Linked DNA regions of Homo sapiens: region 1 is linked to region 2. Evidence: chromatin loops called from intact Hi-C (ENCODE). Cell type or tissue: endothelial cell of umbilical vein. All regions are shown on one strand. Links, peaks and the distances in the headings refer to the core of each region. The heading gives the core; the rest is flanking DNA.

The links. Peaks named below come from ENCODE experiments on the same cell type or tissue, not always from the same donor. Only the 100,000 strongest peaks of a DNase experiment are listed, where the experiment ranks them.
Region 1: it touches region 2 in a loop (6-fold over the local background); 25 of 110 quality-filtered maps call a loop at or near these places.

The regions. Positions count from the first base shown.
Region 1 is chr1:6,158,039-6,164,776 of GRCh38, forward strand. It overlaps CHD5 (chromodomain helicase DNA binding protein 5), which reads right to left. Exons shown (of 42, transcript NM_015557.3): 3 at 1,298-1,477. Among named protein-coding and RNA genes, the nearest start is that of CHD5, 19 kb to the right of the region's middle. RefSeq lists a silencer at 3,668-3,868. In endothelial cell of umbilical vein, for the core only: no CTCF peak of the experiment used is centred there; a DNase peak (open chromatin) is centred at 3,553.
Region 2 is chr1:6,049,610-6,056,347 of GRCh38, forward strand. It overlaps KCNAB2 (potassium voltage-gated channel subfamily A regulatory beta subunit 2), which reads left to right. Exons shown (of 16, transcript NM_001199862.2): 2 at 1,902-2,145. The coding sequence starts at 1,928. Among named protein-coding and RNA genes, the nearest start is that of KCNAB2, 7.1 kb to the left of the region's middle. RefSeq lists an enhancer at 3,826-4,326. In endothelial cell of umbilical vein, for the core only: a CTCF peak has its summit at 3,502 (motif pointing right); DNase peaks (open chromatin) are centred at 3,042 and 3,522.

The DNA.
Region 1 (6,738 bases), core at 1,058-6,057, 110 kb after region 2:
CTGTGACCAGCCCAAACCGAGCCTTGGTGTCTCTTAAAAGAACAAAGGGAGCACAGTGTTCCTGAATGGCACTGTCACTCACCCACTGCCTGTCCACCAACCTCACCCCTGGCCTCTCCATCTCCCCAAGGAGCCCCAGGGTGCAGCCTCTGAGACTCCGGAGCACCTCAGCATGACCATAAAGGCCTGGCTTCCTTCACATCATTTCCCATGTTCCTGGGGACGCTGGGCCCAGGGGAGAGCTGGCCCATCTCTGTAGCCGCTCTGCCCCACGTGCAGTAGGAGACTCCGGGAATGCCTGCTTGGGCAGGATTTCAGAACACAAGTTCCCTTTCTACCATAAACAAAGCTGTCCAGCACTTCTTGTGGCAAAGACTCCATTTGTTGTTTTATTTTCCCGAATTGCTCCAAGCAAGAGGTTCCTGACACTAAACTTGAGCTCACACTATCTATCACTCTCCCCTAGAAATAGCTGCTCACTCAAAAATTAGCTGTGCGTGGTGATGCGTGCCTGTAGTACCAGCTACTCAGAAGGCTAAGGCAGGAGCCACTGCACTCCAGCCTGGACAACAGAGCAAAACTCCTTCTAAAAAAGAAAAAAAGAACAGGCTGGGCGCAGTGGCTCACGCCTGTAATCCCAGCACTTTGGGAGGCCAAGGCAGGCAGATCGCGAGGTCAAGAGATGGAGGCCGGGCGCGGTGGCTCACACCTGTAATCCCAGCACTTTGGGAGGCCGAGGCGGGCGGATCACGAGGTCAGGAGATCGAGACCATCCCGGCTAAAACGGTGAAACCCCATCTCTACTAAAAATACAAAAAATTAGCCGGGCGTAGTGGCGGGCGCCTGTAGTCCCAGCTACTTGGGAGGCTGAGGCAGGAGAATGGCGTGAACCCGGGAGGCGAAGCTTGCAGTGAGCCGAGATCCCGCCACTGCACTCCAGCCTGGGCGACAGAGCGAGACTCCGTCTCAAAAAAAAAAAAAAAAAAAAGAGATGGGGACCATCCTGGCCAACATGGTAAAATCCTGTCTCTACTAAAAATACAAAAATTAGCCAGGCGTGGTGGCACGCACCTGTAGTCCCAGCTACTCGGGAGGCTGAGGCAGGAGAATTGCTTGAACCTGGGAGGCGGTTGCAGTGAGCCGAGGTCACGCCACTGCACTCCAGCCTGGCAACAGAGTGAGACTCCATCACACACACACACACACACACACACACACACAGAACATACAGGCAAGAGGCTCAGCCCCCTTAAAGGGGGATGTCGCTCTGTCCCCCCAGCCAGGCCTCCACAGTTACCTTTAAGCATCCATCATCATTATCATCCTCATCCTCATCCTTCTTTTTTCGCTTGGCTTTTTTCTCCTTCTTGTCCTTGAGTTTCTTCTTCTTCTTTTTATTCGGGGAGTAGTCACTGCCTTCACTCTCCGACTTCTCTTCCAGATCCTCTTCATTCTCTGATAGCTCATCATTGCTCCCCTGGAAAAGAAGGGGGACAGTGAGGGCAACAGAGGCCCCAGGAACATCCAGAGTCCTGGGTGGCAGGACGGCCCTGAGAGCTACCTCCTGGCCCACGCTGGGGATCGACCGATCCCCATCACTCCACTCATCATCAGAGGCCACTGCTCACAGCTCAGCCCCAAAGCCCAGCCAAAGGGGCAACCCCAAGCCAGCCTGAGCCAAGTCTTGTCCCCAGGGTCTACGCCACAGGAAGCAGTAGAACCTGCAGGTGAGGCGAGGTGAGGCTCTCGTGAGAGCAGGCTTCTCCATCTGCAAGCTCGGCTCAGCCCACTCCAGCAGCCCTGCGGGTGAACTCAGGCTCCGCTTCAGTCATCATTGGGCTTCTATGGACTTTGGGGGCTGAATTAGTTTTACATGATGAGGCATGGACCCAGGAGCTGGCGGTGGAGGATGTGGTCCCAGAGTCAAAAAGCAAAGTGCACAGGAAGAGCCCCAGCCAGGGAAGGGCCCCAGCCAGAGAAGAAAAGCCCCAGCCAGGGAAGGGCCTCAGCCAGAGAAGAAGAGCCACAGCCAGGGAAGGGCCCCAGCCAGAGAAGAAGAACCCCAGCCAGGGAAGGGCCCCAGCCAGGGAAGGGCCCCAGCCAGGGAAGGGCCCCAGCAAGGGAAGAGCCCCAGCCAGGGAAGGGCCCCAGCCAGAGAAGAAGAGCCCTAGCCAGGGAAGGGCCCCAGCCAGAGAAGGGCCCCAGCCAGAGAAGGAGAGCCCCAGCCAGGGAAGGGCCCCAGCCAGAGAAGAAGAACCCCAGCCAGGGAAGGGCCCCAGCCAGGGAAGGGCCCCAGCAAGGGAAGAGCCCCAGCCAGGGAAGGGCCCCAGCCAGAGAAGAAGAGCCCTAGCCAGGGAAGGGCCCCAGCCAGAGAAGGGCCCCAGCCAGAGAAGGAGAGCCCCAGCCAGGGAAGGGCCCCAGCCAGAGAAGGAGAGCCCCAGCCAGGGAAGGGCCCCAGCCAGAGAAGGAGAGCCCCAGCCAGGGAAGGGCCGCTGCATCTCAGGCCCCAGCGCCACAGCTCTCTGCTTAAGTTCACATCCCATGGAACTGCGTTCGTCAGGTGAAACCTGTAATTAATGCAGCAGGCACATCACAGTTTTCTCCATGTGCGGACTCTGCAGACACTGCTATGGATGGCACAAGCCCACCTTCCCCCTCTCCCACCCCATCCTGGCCGCTTCCTCTCCATATGAGACAAGGTAATTTAGGCAGCTCTTAAGCTTGGCTTCCTTGATTTAGTTTCCTGTCTGTACAGGCAGAAAATGGCCCATTTATATGGAGATAAGGGCGTTTACAACCAGAGCACCCCACCAGAGAGGTGCTGCCCCTCGGAGAAAGTGGTTTACTTGTGGCCTTTAGAGACACAAGTCAACTGGCGAAGCCCTCCACAGCCCCTTCCCAGGGAGGGGCCGGGCAGCACTGCCATGATCCCCGGGGCATGCGGGGCTTGCCATGCGCAGGACTGCTGTTAACTGTTTTCGGGGTGAGCAAGGAGAGGCATGGGATGAGATTAAGACAGAACCGGAGAGATAAAAAATGAGCTCAGGAAACAGCAGTGGCCAGGAGGGAGGATGAAGGAAAGAGGGAGGGAGGGAGAAGGAAAGGAAAGGGTGGCAGAAGGAAAGAGAATGAGGAGGCAGCAAAGGCGGGGGGCCTCCCTGGATAGTCTTGGGAGGCCCCCAGCCCAACTCTGCCCTTTCAGGCCACACTGTCAAGAGGGGATGACCTGCCTTTTCCCAGGAGAGTGGCTCCAAACAGTCACATCCAACAGTTCGTGGAGGGGGAGACGGTCACTGACAGGGGAGGTGGGGGCCCCCTCTGACATCCAGCTGGGAAGCACCCCTTCCAACAGGCTGCCTGCACTTCCCTCCTCTCCTGGAAGCCCCGCTCCCTCTCCCCTGCCCACCAGCCTCCCTGCTCCCAAACCTCTTAGCCCATTAAGCCTCCAGAGTCAGCGGCGCTGCCAGCTGCCAGGCAGCAGGGCCTCTGTGCTCTTTGCTTTTCCGGAACCCGGGTGTTTCCGGGAATACTGACACAGCCACTGGCTGGGAGCCTGCTCTCAAGGCTGGAGGAGATGCTGGGCCCTGGAGCCACGGCTCCCAAGCTCGGCCTCGGTCCTTTGGGGAGGTGGAGATGAGACAGTGATGTCCACGTCCCGTTGAGGGTGTCAGAGTTTGGCCAGCTTCAAGAGACCGCCCTTCAGGAGATCTGAGAGACACGCTCTCCCTGAGCCCTCACCCCAGCAAAGGTAAGGACAAGAGAGGCCGCCATGAACTTCAGCACCACGGACAGAGGCTGGGGCTGGCCGGAGGAAGGGGCCCTGGGTGGCCTTCAGCTGCTAGAGAGCAAACCCCACAAACCTACCGAGGATGAAGTTGAGGGACCCACGGTTAATCCTACGTGGCCTGCCAGTGAGTCCCGGGCTCCCCAGGGAGGCTCTGCCCCTTGCAAGCCTGAGACTTGGCCAAGTCACTGTAGCGAGCTAAACCTCAGCTTCATCGTCTGTGAACTGGGAATGCCAGAAAGGATAGAACCAGGGAGACTGTAAGAAAATGCCTTGAGGCTGGGCGCGGTGACTCACGCTTGAAATCCCAGCACTTTGGGAGGCCGAGGCGGGCAGATCACCTAAGGTTGGGAGCTCAAGACTAGCCTGACCAACTTGGAGAAACACTTTCTCTACTGAAAAAAAAATACAAAATTAGCTGGGCATGGTGGTACATGCCTGCAATCCCAGCTACTCAGGAGGCTGAGGCAGGAGAATCGCTTGAACCTGGGAGGCGGAGGTTGCAGTGAGCCGAGATCGCACCATTGTACTCCAGCCTGGGTAATAAGAGCCAAACTCCATCTCAAAAAAAAAAAGAAAAGAAAAGAAAGAAAAGAAAATGCCTTGAACATCTGTGACCCGGGAGAAACCTAAGCACAGAGAAGCAGGGCTCTGAGCCAGGGTGGAGGGGAGGGATGGGACGTGCACCCAGGTCTCCAGGGCTGGGCCGCCTTGCTGTGTCCTGGGCAGGGGACTCGGCCAAGCCAGAGCAGGCTGCAGTCAGAATGACCCTTTCCCCCTGACACCACCACGACCACATGTAGACACCAGAGGCCGCTGGGATTCTGATAATGCCCAGAAAATGCCCAAACAACCCATGATGACCCCAGCTCTGCATGGAAGCCAAAGATACAGCCAGGACGACAAGCTGGAGGGGACACACCAAGCTCACCCCCACATTTTTGCTGTCGGGATTGGGCTCCAGCCAACTGCACAGAGGCTGCCAGCAGCTGGGGCGAGACGCGGTACAGAGGGAGCAGGACCTGGACAAGAAGGGGCTGCTGTGGCAACATCTACGGGGAGCCAACCCAGCATCTGATGGCAAGCAGTCCCCTCGGCGACCTGCAGGGGAGACCAGGAGTGGCGGCCCAGGGAGAGCCGGAAGGAGGGAGGGATAGGGAGGGGAAGGCACCTCCAGCAGCCTCCACTGTCTGGCAGGAGCAGCAGCGCATGCCACCTTGGGAGAGTAGGGCTGGCAGAAGGCCATGAGCCCAGCACTGACAGGGCTCGCCCAGCGTCCGCTCAGGGTTAAGTGGCAGAGCAGGAGGGCACAGACCCTCAGCACAGAATGGGCTCAGACAACGTCAGGCATGTCTGTTGCCCATCTGTGGCCCCTTCCCTGCTGTCACCCACTGGGGCTCAGGCAAGCCAGCAAAGCCCTCATTTCTTGGAAGCAGGTGCACTTCTCTCCCTCCTCCATCCACCTGCACTGGGGAAAGCCCAGTCGATGAGAAGGGTCTGACGCCCAAGTCCCCACCTGCCTCCCCTGCCCTGAGCCTCTGCCCTGCCTCCACCACATGGAGCCCGCACAGCTGGGCCTCCCACCTGCACCAGATATCACCTGAACCCTCCTCCCCTACCAGGGGCTGGCCGAGGGTGGGGGTGCAGGGCAGAACCCTGCATCCAGCTGTTTTGACATTCTAGAACTAGGCCTCCTTTTTGTGGTGTTTTTCCAAAATCTCTCCTTGCAGAGAAAGCTGCAAATAGTTCTGAAAACACCTAGCAGAGCAGTGGCCCATGAGCAGGACCTGGAGGGACGGAGCATCATCCAGCGGCAAGAAGGAAAGAAACGATCAAGAACCAGAGGCAGATTCACAGTTCAGTATCTCAAAACATACTGAGAGGCTCGTAGACCAAGCCACGTGCAGGGGAGGAGACAGAGACGCAGACCAATAAGTCCCTAACTAAGCCCCCGAACCAACCCAACCCTAAGGTTTGAGGGCCATCAAACCACACTGCAGGCATGAAGATACAGATGACAGTTGGCCTTCGACCTTGGCACTGACCTTTCGGCTGCAGCAGCCTTAGGCGTGACTACAGGGGACGCCCTACCAGCTAGCAGAAGAATCTTAGTGGATGTGGAGTCCCCACATGAACTCCACCTGCAAAGCTGCCTTGAATGTTATGCCCAGCCTATGTGTGCCAGGAGGCAGGGGCAGGCAGGAGGGGTCTCTGCTCTGAGCCCCCACCCTGCTGAGGGCACAGCATGTGGTCGCAGCCCTGGGGATCCCAATGGACAGTCCCGCCACCCTTCCTCCTTCCCAGCTCCGCAGATGTTTCTTGGCAGAGGCCTCCCACCTCCATCTCCCTTCCCTCTAGGCCCGATGCTCCGCACACGCACCGCATCTCCTAAAAACGGAGACATTTAAACTCATAAGGAAGGGTGCGGAGAGTGGGTCATTCTCCATTTGGGGTCCTTCAAGATTGAGAGGGAAAAGGGAAGAATGAAATAGGAGCCTTCCCATTCACGAGTGTTATAAACAGTTATAATTTAGCACTGAATAATTGGTTGCTATGGTAACCGCTGCAGTACAGGTTGAAATCATTTCTCCCTCCTGCGCTCGCTAGGGTCTGACAGGGAGCTTCATCTACATATGCTCAGGTTCCGGCTGCAGCCCGGTTATTTTATGTAAATCAGAATCCACGACTTGCTGCCGGCCTCCCCCCACTAACAAACTGCTGCTTGCGGCCCACCTGCCCTGGCCCCTTCACCCCGTCATCTTGGAGCCACCTGGTTGGAGGCAGAGAGGGGCAGAGGGGTGAAATTCCCTTGTCTTTATCCTGGGGCTCCTAGTCTGCCAGGCAGGTGGGCAAAGGGGCACCCGGCAGCTGGGCCACAGTGTGCTCCAGACCCCTTAAGATCTGACAGCTGGCCCGAGCCAGGCTCTCAAATGCAGGGGAGGGGGCACCTCTGG
Region 2 (6,738 bases), core at 1,095-6,094:
CAGCCCTGACCAGGGTGGTGGGGCCAAGGCCTGTGTGGACACTGCTACCCAGCTCCCTGTAGGGGCTCCTCGGGGGCTCCTTGCCTGCTGGTCTCTCTTTAGCTCTTCTCTGAGCCCACCTTCCCTACCTCAATTGCATGTTCATGCAACAGGCATTTGTAGGCTCTGCTCTGAGCTAGGCCTCATGCTGGGCACAACAGGGCAGACATGAATGAAGGTCCCTGCAAATAAGATACAGACGAATACTTGCAGGGAAACCCCCATGAAAGAGGCAGCTGTGGGGCTCCTGGAGGTGGCCCCCCTCTCTGGGTGCACATATAGGCAGAGCAGTGAAAGGTCAGCAGGCTGGTCACCCATTCTGGAAGGACCCCAGCACATGGGGCTCATCACAAACTCCTGCCCCTTGTGGGTCTTTCCTTTGGCCCCTGGAGCTCACCCCAGGAAAGGCCCAGCCTGGGGCAACTCCAGGACATCTCAACCCCCTTCAAGGACCGTGCTAAAGCCTCTGTAGCTGCCTCAGCTCCCAGGATAGCCCTCCCAGCTCCTTCCCAGGGATAATCGAACTTTTCCTCTCTTGGGGCAGAAGGTGGGGACAGTGCTGGTTCCTTTCCAGCTCCCAGGCCAGGTTCCAGGATCCCACTGTGCAGCTGACCCAGCTGAAATGGTGACTTCCCCTCTGCACCTTCTCTCTCTGGTGATGATGCAGAGCTGCAGTGCAGGCCACCTGGGCCATGGCCGAGGCTGCAGTCAGGTGGGGTGAGGGTCACTGGACTGGGGACCTCCTTTGTGTTGAGCCTGCCTCCATGTCCTCATTGCGCTGTCACAGACTCTGCAGGGTGAGGACTCAGCCCCGAGGCTGCCCTCACTGGTCCACTCACTGTTGTGCACATGAATTAACACCAGTGGTTGCGTTCTGGACACACGCTTTCTCCCTTGGCCTTTTAATTGTCCACTATCTCTCAGGGCTCACTCACTCACTATGTTGAGATGCCTCATTCTTGACAGCAGCACAAATTCCCACTATGTGGATGGACTGTCACTTAGGTAACCAGTTTCCCTACTGATGGACATTTACATTGCTTTTAGTTTCCAAGAATGTGCATTCATCATTTCAGCTATATTTCAGTGGTTCTTCACATAGAAACTTTGAAACTCCCCTGTCCCAACTAAGCCTATTTCCCCAGGCCACTCTCCTCCGCAACCTGCTTAAATGCATTCTGCTCAGTTTTTCTTTTGCAAAAAGCATGAAGCCCAAAGATCTCTGCGGTGCAATGATGCGTTCAACAAGCAGGGAATGTGTTGTATAGATAGCATTTCCCTTTACAAGGCTAAGAGCAAATAGGACCTTCCCATGTTGGGGCCACCTGGCATGCGGGGGTGAGGTGCCTCCCTGGCATAATTACAGGAGAGTTTACTTCAGCAACAGGTGTGCCCTGCGCTGCTTTCCCAGGGACAGCTTTTGACCCAGTTTTACCCTGGGAACCACCTCAAGAGACCACCATGACATGGTACCGCAGTCACCACGGAACAGCAACCCTGGTCTTCAGCATTTGGGGGGCTCAGGCTCTGCATGCTCTCTGTGCTCCCGTTTTCATTTGGACACTTGGGGTGCAGCTGTCCTGCCTGGAATGCAGCTTTGCCTGTGCTTGTCTCACAGATGCAGGGGACAGAAAAGGGCAGCTTAGCCAGAGTTCCTGGCAAGCACTGCTTTGCGGACTGAGAATCTCATGCCAAGAGGTGTTTACATCCAGGGGCCGGGTCCCACTCCTAGACACCAAGACCTGGTGGTGGCACTAGTTAAAGGATGTTTCGCTGCAGCTGCCCCCTGCCCCAGGGCCAGCCATCCAGCCTGGGGCACGTGGGGCATTGGCACACTGTCTAACTCATCACCGTCTGGACAGTGGCAGCTCCCAAGCCAGGCGGCACCATGCTGTCCATGACGTACAGCGAGAGTCTGCGGAGCGTGAGCAGCAGGTGCCACTCTGAATGGGCCCTGCACCCCGTCCGCCAGACGGACACGCTGGAACTGCAGCGGCTGCGGGAGGTGCGGGCGGCTGCCCAGGCCAGGAACATGGAGAGCTTCCTCCGCATGCACGGCCTTTCCCTGGACGGCTGCACCGCCCAGCGCACAGGCATGAAGTATCGGTAAGGGCCGGGCAGGGGGGCGGTGGGGTGGGAAGTCTGATTTCAGCCATATAAATATGTATAAAAGGGCTGGGCACGGTGGTTCACACCTGTAATCCCAGCACTTGGGGAGGCAGAGGCGGGTGGATCACCTGAGATCAGGAGCTCGAGACCAGCCTGGCCAACCTGGTGAAACACCACCTACTAAAAATACAAAAAATAGCCAGGCATAGTGGGGCGCACCTGTAGTCCCAACTACTCAGGAGGCTGAGGCAGAAGAATTGCTTGAACTCAGGAGGCAGAGATTGCAGTGATCCAAGATCATACCACTGCACTCCAGCCTGGGCGACAAGAGTGAGACACTGTCTCAACAACAACAACAAAAATGTATAAAGGAAGAAAATGAGGCCAGGCACGGTGGCTCATGCCTGTAATACCAGCACTTTGGGAGGCCGAGGTGGGTGGATTGCTTGAGCCCAGAAGTCTGAGACCAGCCTAGGCAACATGGCAAAACCCCATCTCTACCCCAAAATACAAAGAAATTAGGTAGGCATGGTGCCATGCACCTGTAGTCCCAGCTACTTGGGAGGCTGAGGTGGGAGGATTACCTGAGCCCAAAGAATCTGATGCTGCAGTGAGCCGTGATCGCACCACTGCACTCCAGGCTGGGTGACAGAGCGAGACTCCATTGCGCAAAAAAAAAAAAAAAGTTTAGTAAATTCTCCATGGGGTAAAAATGTGTGGGTGTGTTTCTCCATGGGGAAAAATGTGTTTCTGGGTGTTGGAGACCCCTGCTCTTAATGATAGGCACGTAGGTCTGAATTTTCTTGGAACCTCCAAAGGACATTCTTTTTAGTGCGCTTGTCTTTGAATTCAGCACCTCGGACAGCGCTCTGCTAGCCACCGTTCTCTGGCTGGTGTAAATCCCTCTCAATTGCAAATTGACAGCTTTATCTTCTGTGCCTCTCAGGAACATGCCCTTGTGAGAGCCATTCAGCCAAAGAGGACCCTCCCCACCCAGTCCTTGTAGAGTTGCCAGTTAAATTTGAAGTTCAGATAAACGCGTAACTTTTTAGCATAAATACGTTCCATGCAATATTTGGGTCATACTTATACTAAAAAGTTCCTCATTGTTTATCTGAACTTCAAATTTAACTGGGCGTCCTGTGTTTTATCTGGCAACACTAAATATCTGGCTTCCGTCTGAGACAGACCCTAGGGATCATCTGCGTGCTCTGTGCAGAGTGGAGTGCAGGCCAGGACCGCTCCTTTAACGTTTTCTCCTGTGGACGGCGTGTTTGGTCCTTCAGCCCATTGTTTGAATATGTGGTTGTAATTTAGAAACAAAACACTTCTCCTGTGAGTCCATTAGATGGCAGTGTTTTTCAGGCTTTGTATCCTAAATCCAGCTGTAAAGGAAGGACAAAGGGTCCGCTAGTTTGGCCACAGCTGACCTCCTTGTTCTGCTGGAAATTTCTCAAGAAGGAGACGCTGGGCATTCATGAGGGGCTGGTCATTGATTCCTTTTGTTTATTCAGTAAATGTTTATTGAGAGTCTGCTTGGCACCAGGCGCTGAGCCAGATCCTGGAGCTGCTGCATGAACAAGAGCAACCAGGTCCCCAACCTCACGGCAGCCATGGCCTGGGGGTGTGGGGGGCAGAGAAGCAGCGAGCTTGCACGGAGACAAGTTCCAACAGCGACCACTGGCCGAGGCAGCAAAGCAGGACAATGCAATGAAGAAAGACCAGGGAGGCCGAGGGGGAACCCTCTGAGAGAGGGATCATCTGAAGATGTGGAGAACATTCCAGCCCAAGAGGAGAGGGGTCTGGAATGGATGCCTCTCTCAGCTGGAGGAGCGAAGAGAAGGCCCAGGCGGCTAGGCTGGAGGGAGGAAGGTGGAGGACACAAGGCGATGATGCAGGAGGGGCCAGACCCCATCCTCCAAACTCAGGGAAACCTCAGCTCTCTCCTATGTGGACAGGATTTGTGATGGAGGATAGTTTAGTGGGTTAAATCAAGACCCCCCAAAATTCACATTCATCCTAAACCTCAGAATATGACGTTAGGCTGGGTGTGGTGGCTCACGCCCGTAGTCTCAGCACTTTAGGAGGCAGCCTGGGTAACATGGCGAAACCCCATCTCTAAATACAATCAAAAAATTAGCCAGGCATGGTGACACATGCCTGTGGTCCCAGCTACACAGGCGGCTGATGCAGGAGGATCACTTGAACCCAGGATTTCAACGCTGCAGTGAGCCCTATTTGTGCCACTGCACTCCAGCCTGGGCGGCAGAGTGAGACCCTGTCTTAAAAAAAAAAAAAAAAGAAGAAGAAGAAGAATGTGACATTATTTGGAAATAGGGTCATTGCAGATATCATTAAGATGGGGCAATGGGGCCATACAAGACTAGAATGGACCCTAATTCCTACGACTGGTGTCCTTATAAGAAGGCCATGTGGTGATAGAGAGTGGAGTGACGGGTCCACAACCCAAGGGACTCTGAGGAGTCTCGGTGTTACCGGTGGAGGGTGTGCAGCCAGGTTCCTGGCATCTTGAACAAAGAATTGGACAAAACGCACATACAAAGCAAGGAAAGAATGAAGCAACAAAAGCAGCCGGGTGAGGTGGCTCACGCCTGTAATCCCAACAGTTTGGGAGGCCAAGACGGGTGGGTTACATGAGGCCAGGAGTTCGAGAGCAGCCTGGGCAACATGGCAAAAGCCTGTCTCTACTAAAAATACAAAAATTAACCAGTCGTGGTGGCGGGCACCTGTAGTCCCAGCTATTCGGGAGGCTGAGGCAGGAGAATCACTTGAACCTGGGAGGCGGAGGTTGCAGTGAGCCAAGATGGAACAAAAGTACACTCCACAGGATGGGAGTGGGCAAGCGGCTCAAGAACCTGGATACAGAATTTTCTGGGGTTTAAATACCTTCTAGAGGTTTCCCATTGGTTACCTGGTGTACATCTTATGTAAATGAAGTAGTGGCCTGTGATCATTCTGATTGGTTGCAGAAAGTGACCAATTAGAGGCTGAAATGAAGTTACAAAGTTACACTTCTATGCAAATGAAGACTTGGCCCACAGCCAGCCTGATTGGTTGCGGGAGGGGACAAATCAGAGGTATTTTCCATTTTTCGTCTGCCACACAGAAAAGGGGGCGCCATGCAAAGAGAGTAGCCTCTGGTTCTTTTGTTACTTGGGCGTGGAAAGTTGGGGTTTTCCTTTTGACTTAGTTATAGGAAATCAGCGGGAATTGGCCTTCAGTTCCCTGCCTCCAGACCCTGGTCTCCTGCCCCAACAGGAGCCACGAGATGCTGGAAGGGACAGGAAAGGACACCTCATGAGGGTGTTTGGAGGGAACACTGCCCACACCTGGACTTCAGACTCCAGAAGTGGGAGAGAAGACATTCCTGTTGTTGTAAGTCCTCTAATTTGGGGATCTTTGTAATGGCAGCCGCAGGGAACTAACACAGGTGGAGAGAACATATCTTTTATTTGCCTGAAGCCCCGAGGAAAATGCCTGAGCAGCCTCGGAGACACTGCAGGTCCCACTGTGGGGCTGAAACGCCCTTGGGGATCTCGCTTCTCAGGGAGTGGAGGAGACCAGAAGACAAACGCTTTTTTTTTTTTTTTTTTTTGAGTTGGAGTTTCGCTGTATCGCCCAGGCTACAGTGCAGTGGCACAGTCTCGGCTCACTACAACCTCTGCCTCCCAGGTTCAAGCGATTCTCCTGCCTCAGCCTCCCAAGTAGCTGGGACTGCAGGGATGCACCACCATGCCTGACTAATTTTTGTATTTTTGGTAGAGACAGAGTTTTGTCATGTTGACCACGCTGGTCTCAAACTCCTGACCTCAGGTGATCTGCCCACCTTGGCATCCCAAAGTGCTGGGATTACAGGCATGAGCCATCTCACCCCACCAACAAAGTCCCTTTAGCAGTTGATGGGCCAGAGGTTGTTGTTACACCCAGGTCAGGGTGAAGGTGGGGCGGGGAGGGTGGTGGCCTCACTCTATCTGGTGAATTTCATTTTGCTGCACCAGGGTTGACGGGGTGGGTGGGATGCTCCGTGACTCAGACCACCAGTTATTAAAGATCCCAGATAAATTTATTCTGTGCTTACCTCTTCTCCGTCAGCGACTGGGCTGGGTCACCATTAAACTTGGTCTTAAATATGAATATAGAAAAGATGATACCTGGGGATAGGCACTGCCCGGTGCCGCAAGAAACCAGCTGTGCCCCTGGCCTGGGCATTTCATCAGCTGAACTGAGCTGTAGCTGATGGAGGTGGACGGCAGCATGCCTGTTACACTTCCCCAGTTTTTTTTTGAGACAGAGTCTCACTCTGTCACCCAGGCTGGAGTGCAGTGGTGCAATCTCAGCTCACTGCAACCTCTGCCTCCTGGGTTCAAGCGATTCTCCTGCCTCAGCCTCCCGAGTAGCTGGGACTACAGGCGCGAGCCACCATGCCCGGCTATTTTTTGTATTTTTAGTAGAAACGGGGTTTCACCACGTTGGCCAGGCTGATCTCAAACTCCTGACCTCAAGTGACCCACTCGCCTCGGCCTCCCAAAGTGCTGGGATTACAGGCGTGAGCCACCGCGCCCGGCCTAC